2 separate regions of the Mus musculus genome follow, and region 2 is linked to region 1. Evidence: chromatin loops called from intact Hi-C (ENCODE). Cell type or tissue: left cerebral cortex. All regions are shown on one strand.

Region 1 (4,000 bases):
ATTCCAGTGAAAGTTCAACTTCAAATGATGTTCTGGGTATGACCAGTACCTTGACCACAAATGGAGAAAAAAAAAGAACAGAAAACAAAACAAAACAAAACAAAACAAAAACAAAAACAAAAAATTCAGGCAGGCTTCAACTGATCTTAACATTGTTCAGCTAGTACCTCACCAGTGGCGTGTGCAACCAATGCCATGAAAGCCAATTGTGTGTGTCCCTGTCTTTCCCAATCTTAGTGGCATCAGGGTCATAGGTTCCACATGGTCATGGGACTATTGGTGCCAGAAAAAAAAATTGCAAGTGTTACAAACTATGAATGTTTTTCCTCTAAATAGTCAATTTATCAAGATCCAATTGCCTTTGACATGTATTTTGTGGCATAACTAGTGAAAATGAGTCATTAGAAAAATGCTACCACGTGTTAGCATTTACAGCTAACTATGTATAAAATACCTTAAACCCACAGATCTGGGCATTGCAAGAGACACTGGACAAAGAAGTTGAACAGATTCCAATCTGAAGAGTTCTGCCCCTATCTCTGTGGGATCCAGTCCACCCTGAAGATACAGCTTTTGCTGGTTTCCCAATATCTTAGGTCTTGGGATTCAAAGATAGGGTTGTCCTAGGTCAGGGAATTCAATCAGCATTGTGGTAGAGCAGAGGCAGGGGCAGAGCAAGGCCCTAAGTCTAGGACTCTAGGGTTCTGGGGGTCAGGCCAAGCTTGCCTCTCCCTGAACCTTGCAACAATTAACTAGGAGTCGATTGTGGCTTCCCTCGAGTCCTCTGTTCATTCTCCATTACCTTTCCACTTCAAGCATGGAAATTCTAGGTCTAGAGACGGATTCACCCTCTCGCTGCCATCATAGGCCCCTTGGCTACAGAGGTGGCTTTGAGCTGTGCCTGGGTATGGCGGTCCACGGAAAAACTCAGGGTAAGAAAGGGTGTTTCTATTTGTGCCAGTGTTGTTCGGGAAATCACCCTTCCATGACTAACCAAACCAAACAGATTAATTTGTTGTAAAAATTAACATAAGCAGAAAATTTACCACAAAACAGCCCGAAGGAGGGATAGGCTTGTTGTAATTAGCATCAGAGACGAACATACGGATTGCTTCTTCTTCTAGCAATGTCCCCAACCCCAGTGCTTCCTGCACGGCTCTACTGGCCTCAGCCCCACACTGAGCCTGCTGAAGCATGAAGCTTGGGGGGTGGGGTGGGGTCGAGCGTCTCATATGGACTAAATCACAGATGTCACTTTCCTTCTTCCAGTCACAAGCCATTGAACCGTGGAGGGCAAAGGTTAGAATTATAGTTCTTGGCCGTTGAATCTTTTCTCTCCCCATATCCTTCTGGCTTGCACATGGTACCTCCCACTCCAGCCTGTCTTAAAACAATTCTTTCTAAAATAAACCAGCAGAAAAGATCATTTGATCAGTTTGCATACAGACTCTGGAATGTTCTAGAAGCTGATTTCTCCCGTCCAACTAACTACCTAAGGTGAATCAGATAATGTGTATCTATGTTCCTTAGTATCTGCAAGGGATGTGTCCAAGATCCCTGTGGATACCAAGTGTACAGATACTCAAGTCTCTTACAGAAAATGGCACAGAATTTGTATAGAGCCTGCACACACATCCTCTCTAAATGGCATTTAAAATCATATCTTCTTATACCTCTTCATCTTATTTGAGTGTTATGCACGTCATTGTTGTGACTGTGATACAGATGACGTGTCTGTGCATGTGCAATTATAATTGTAAATTCTTTTTGTAGGTTCTGGAGATGAAGCTCAGTGCCTTGCATATCTAGGTAAGTAAGGGCTTTACCACCAAGCTACACTATGGAGCCTAGAGGTACAATGTTTTGGGGGATAAATGTTTCATCTATGGTTAATTGGTTTTGAGGATGTGGAACTTGAAGGCACAAAGGGCTGGTTGACTACATAGTTAATACTAGAAACTGCAACTGGGGTTTCTGACTTTGGAAGAACCAACAGCAGTGTCCACAGGTGAGTACTGAGTTATTCCTAATGTGATTTTTTTATGCGTTTCACTCTTGCTCCTTCTGCAAACTTTCCATCCATGACTTTTAGGCAGAAAACAGCAAAGATAAACCTCATTTGTTCTGGACCCAGGGACCCAGGAAAGGCTTCCTGACACTCCACAGAGGAGAGTCTGTTGGTAGACTATACCAAACAATGGGGTTAGGAAGGTTAGAGGCCTGGAGGATCTCTGTCCCTTAAGACCATGACCCTGGTGGAGTACTGAACACCCAAAGATGGAAATGGAGGAGGATTGTGTGGGAAGGAACCTGGAAAGGGGGTGTACTGATATAGAGGCTCGAGCATATGGGAAAAATAAGTGTGACCCCAAGGCCTTTGGGTCTGAGCCGTGGAAGAAGGGGACTGAAATCAGCCATAAGATGGCAACTTCTGTGTCACTGAAGTTCGCTATGGTAGGCACACTGCTGTTTAGGACTCAAACAGAGAATCCTGGGAACTAATCTAAAATGACCTTTAGAACTCAGGGGACCCAAATGTCTCCAAAGATCCTGGCAAGCAGGGCTTTGAGACTTAGATTCCAAGCGAGCAGCCCCGCAAGCAACTTCAGAATGAACCCAAATAATGTCGGGGTGGAAGCTGGTCAGGTGACTTCAGCTTACCTGTATATTTAATTTTTTTTTTTTTTTTTTTTTTTTTTACTACAGGCTTATCTGGAGACATAGGTGAGTAAGCCTCCTATCTTTGGATCAATGGATGAACAATACAGCTCTTTCTTTTTGCAAAAACTGGTACCACAGTCTTGGCTTCATTATGTGTTGAGCAATACGTACTGTGATGTCTGATGTTGGTTGTCAACTTGACTGGATTGAGAAGCACTTGGGCAATTGGTGAAAAACACACTTCCGGGTTTGTCCATTAAGGAGCACCTAGAGACAAAGGGTAGGATGATTGGCAAACTGAGTGAGGAAGAGTACCCTAAGTGTGGGCACCGTACAGGCCATGGGCCTATAAGTTGGGGGCCAACATGGAACAAAAGCTAGAAGGAAACCCACGCACCAGCCATGTCCAGGTCTTTTTGAGTGGGTACACTGCATTTTGCTCTGTCAAAGACCTGGAGATCACACTCCAACTTCTTCAGCCTTTACAGGAGGACTCACCCCAGCCACTCTCCAGGAGACTTCCAGGCTTCCAGCCTTGGAATGGGTCAGTATTGATAATTGACCCCTCCTATTCTGGGTCTTCTAGTCTTAGGTGCTAAATAGTTACTGATTCTCCTGCCTCTCGGGGTAGCCATCATGGGAGTACCCATCCTCTGATCTTGTGAGCCAATCTGATAAATCCCTTCTTATAATTACATATAATCTATTAGCTCTTCTCCTCTGGAGACTCCTGACTGATACAAGTACCATTGATCTCTGTAAGAAGAGAGAAACTAAATAGGATCAATGCCAGAGTGAGGAAGACAAAAGAAAAACTCTTGGGGTTTCGGAGGGAGCTGGAACTACCAACCATGTTCTTGGTGGAAGCAGCCCATGAACGAATGTCATAATCACTTTCCTAAGAAGAAATAACCATTAAGCATTGACCTGCTTATACAGCTGTTCTGGGAGCTGAAGCAAACGATTCAAAGTGCTTTCTCCTGCCTTCCTACCTCTTGGGGACTTGTAATCATCTAATCAATCATTTTTGAGTGCTGTGCACTTACAGTATCTTGGAAGCCAGCGAGATCCATGACTATCTAGTGAGTCTCTCTATCAGAGTGAGGTCACGTAAGAAGTTTTAACAGCTCGATACATCTGAGTCATTCTCTACCTTCTCAAACGCTGATTATACCATAGGCTAGACATGGAACTAGGTCCTGGGGTGGGGGGGTGGGGGGTAGCCAGAGTCACCTAATTTTTACCCAGCAGGTTGATTGATGGTTAGTTACCCTGAGCTACTGCACCAAAATTTAGTATATTAAGAGGTTTAGATGATAGGAACATCTTTCCTCCGTTT
Region 2 (4,000 bases), 890 kb after region 1:
CCCCTTTTCTTCTCTGTTAACTGAAATGTGTAGAACTTCTGTTTTACTTTACTGTTCCAAATAGATTAGGGATTGTTTGACTCCCATAAAGAAACCAAATATTGCCAGACCTGGTGGCACACCTATAATCCTAGAGGTGGGAGACTGAGTTCAAGGCCAGCTTGTGCCACATAATGTAAGACAGTCTCAACACACACGTTAAAACACAGCTGTGGCCATATTACAAGTCAAGCAAGGAGCAAAGGCCTGGAGAAGGGAAGTCAAGTTGAAATGATGTAACATGTGACTTTAAGACATTCCTGCCATTTCTTTTCTACTCCCGACCCACCTTCTCTTTCACCCAGGAGTTCTGTATTTATCTAGTTCCTCCCAGTTCCTCTACATTCCCCAGAACCTTAATGCCTGACATCCCACATCCATACCATTGCATCCTTGACCCTAAATAAAATTATCCAGAAGCCATGATCACTTAAAGGCCCAAGTTGACTTGTTGAGCACAAGAGTTTTCTGAGTTGTGACTCTTTTACGGAAATGTTCTATGTTTAAGAAAATGACCTATGCTAGCCATCGGTCACCTGAAAAGCAGGCAGGTAGTGTGTCACACAGTGAAGGGTTGAAAACAGATCTCACTCACTGAAAATACTGATGCTGTACTCTTAAGATGAACAGTCAAATGGACTCTTATTTGGTTCACTGTGGTTCCAAGTCACTCAGCATCCATCATGTATCATGAACTAGCTCAACAGACGTTTTCATTCCACCACCAAAGACAAGGAACTGACCCTTGACGCTCAAGTGTGAATAATGGACAGATATTACTGATTTTCACTAAAACTTGAAGTAGAAACGATTTTAAGCTGCTGCAAAGTTTTCTGGATCTTACCAAACTCACACACAGTTGGCTGTCTTTACAAGTTCTTTTTTTCTCTTTATTGCTCTCCCTAAGGCGTCTTTCTCAGCTCAAAACACTTTAGTTGACTCTTTGCCCAATATCTACCATGTTTCAAGTCTGCCAAAAATGTTTAACCTGGGGCATTAATGCAACTGATAGCTCAGTCGCACACAGAGCTGAAGAGCCAAGAAGGATTTGCCAGGTGTAAATTTTCTGTGTGGAGGTATTTAGAGCAAATCTGGAAAATGGTGGCTCTGGATTGTTTGTGGAAATTTTCATAGTGACCTATCGTGACCCATCTCATTCTTTATATCATCTCAGAGCAAAAGTGCAAACCTGACACATGTTCCAAAGATTGGAGCAGAATTTTCCAAAAGTCAGTTCAAATCCCTGATGATTAACAGTTGGCTTTAAAATCTTTTCTTTTTAGATTTTGTGTGTGTGTATGTGTGTGTGTGAGAGAGAGAGAGGTTGTTTGCGTGTGTGCAAGTGGGTGGACATGTAGACGTGTGTGTTTACATGTGAAAGTGTGTGGTGTGTGTTCACTCACATGCTTGAGAGTGTGTCAGAGTGTGTATTGGGTCAAAGATGAGTAGTGAGTCTCTTTGGAAGGTAACACCCAGCCTCTAATATTTTTGAGACAGGGTCTCTCATTGAATCTGAAGCCAGCCAACCATCTTCAGGGATCCTCTAGCCTCCTGTACCCAACCCCCCACCCCCAGTGCTGAGATTACAGAAGCACCTACCTGGCTCTTTACATACATATCTACAGTAGAAGCTCCAATGCTTGTGGCAGGTACTTTATAGACTGAGACACCTTGGCAGCCCTGTCCTGAAACTTAAACTCTCAAGTTGGATATTCCGAGGATGAACACTAAGGATACCTCAGCTTAGGGGAGGTCAAAAATGAAAAGTCTTGTGTCCAGTTTCCTGGCCTTTCCGGTTGAGTAGATCTATTTGCTGCTCTGGATGGATTGAGGAATTCTGCATTTCAGTTACTGGAAAACAATGTTCCTCACCCTCAGTTCTATAGGAATTCATGTTGCTTGCTCTCCTCCCTCTCCCTCTCCCTCTCCCTCTCCCTCTCCCTCTCTCCCTCTCTCCCTCTCTCCCTCCCTCCCTCTCTCCCTCCCTCCCTCCCTCCCTCCCTCCCTCCCTCCCTCCCTCCGTCCCTCCGTCTCTCCGTCTCTCCGTCTCTACGTCTCTCTGTCTCTCTGTGTGTGTGGCTGTGTATCTGTCTGTGTGGCTGTGTGTCTATGTGTGATATCATATCTGTATCTGTATGTGGTTTTGAAGCTGCAATTTGTCAGTTTCGTTGTTGACACAGGACAGTTGTAGGGTTTGATGTGGGCTTGTCTAAGAAAAAGAAAAAGGAAAAAAAAAAAAAAAACCTTCTTCCAGGGCATGCCTTTATCAGAAGTCACCCCTCAGTTATTTACAAGTGCCATGGTTACAGACCTGCTAGACTGATGATATTCACATGCAGGAAACAATGCAAGGAAAACAGGATTTGCTCGGCTCCGACTTCGCTGGCCCAAGAATTCCAGGAAGTGATTGTACTCCGCGAAACCGTCTGTGCTGAGCTAGATTGTCTATAGCTTTTAAGGTCAAGTCCTATCACACTGCATTTGCGATGGCCTTTGTAACAAGGCAGCCTGTTTATGAAGGCGAGTACACGCTGTGTTGTTTACCCAGCCCATGTGGCGTAAATGTGAGGTATATTCTAAACCGTGGCTCAGGATGGTCCAGGGAATCCATCACCCCGCGTTTCTGACACAAGCTTGGGATGGGTTCAAAAAGCATCTGGAAGGGTGACCACACAGCCTTGTGGAACATGGGGACAGTCACGAAGCACCGGGCCCCTGACAGGACAGGCGGGTCTGTGGAGAAGATAAATGTGGGGAGCACTCTGAGTTTATATTATTAGATGTCGTGCTTCCTGGAGTGGCTGAGCCACCTCCTCGGAGGGAGAGAAATGCTGGTACAGTAAGCGACTCCGCGCCGCCGACTCTGACTCCATGCACGGAAAGGGGGGTAGGGGCAACAATGGGATTTATTTCTTCATAAGAGACCTGGGAGGCAGCCAGGCATTCCAGGGCCTTGCTCTGGAATTCTTTGATTTCTCTACAGTGCACAATGACTAGACCTGTGGTGCCCCAGAGCTCAAGGATGCTGGAGTCCCACGGGGGACAGCGGGACTGTTCACGTGCCCAGCCAGTCCAGTGGCCCACTCTGCTCTAAAACAGACCAAGTCGTTGTAGCTTCTAGGTTAGACCTAATTGACCAGACCCTGTGTGTACCCTCTCTTTGAATGAGATCCATCCTCGGAGTGATGTTGAACATGAGGATGCTGCTGTGGCAAGGATACTAGTAGAGCATCTTGCTTTCTTTCCTGCTACCCAGTACATCCACTGCTACCCAGGCAAACAAGGACCACCCTTTTGGAGATTTTCAAGCAATGTCCCCCAAGGCCTCAAATCTTAAAGGGCAAGCATGACAGCATATGTGTCCTTAAATGTAATGGACCAAGTGAAACCCAGTAAGTGACTCTAGCTGGTAATCACCAATATCAATTTAATGTTAGATTATCGTTAGGATGTTTTCTCCAGGGCAGTGGAATAGATGACAGTCGGGAAAGATTTCCTGTTCAGTTTTCTCTCATGATAAACCTGAAACATACTGTCAAAATTTTAGATTCCATTGTAGGACGGTATTTAGTGACTGGATTTTTATCAGGTTTCTAAATCTATGCCTTGAGGTTCAGCATTTCATTCACAGAGATGCTGTGGACCAAAACTATCCTCAAACCCCATATGAAAGCTCTCTTTGTAGTAGGTTTGTAGAGGAACATGGTCGGGTGTGGTGATTAGCCCTATGACCTCCTAAAATTACCAGCAAAAGCCCAGAAAACTCAGTTAAAAAAAAACAATAAAATGGGTGAGTCATGGGGCAAGAAGTTCAGAGCTCATCGGACCAAGTGTCTTGAGACCTCTGCCTCTGCTCTTGCCCTTGGCATTGACACCTAGGAAGTTTCTGTTCAATCATTTATGTTTTCAGACGTTTATGTGGTCTTTCCCTGCATCCTCTTTTAATAGGACACATTTGTTT

What was found. A loop is a pair of places that touch in the nucleus more often than their neighbours do. Peaks named below come from ENCODE experiments on the same cell type or tissue, not always from the same donor. Only the 100,000 strongest peaks of a DNase experiment are listed, where the experiment ranks them.
Region 2: it touches region 1 in a loop (2.5-fold over the local background); 1 of 42 quality-filtered maps calls a loop at or near these places.

Annotation. Positions count from the first base shown.
Region 1 is chr13:41,675,773-41,679,772 of GRCm38, forward strand. Gm40925 (a long non-coding RNA gene) reads left to right here and starts at 1,324. Exons shown (of 6, transcript XR_873295.1): 1 at 1,324-1,497; 2 at 1,774-1,809; 3 at 2,707-2,724; 4 at 3,141-3,205. In left cerebral cortex, no CTCF peak of the experiment used is centred here; a DNase peak (open chromatin) is centred at 1,622.
Region 2 is chr13:42,562,971-42,566,970 of GRCm38, forward strand. It overlaps the pseudogene Gm47125. Among named protein-coding and RNA genes, the nearest start is that of Phactr1, 120 kb to the right of the region's middle. In left cerebral cortex, no CTCF peak of the experiment used is centred here; no DNase peak of the experiment used is centred here.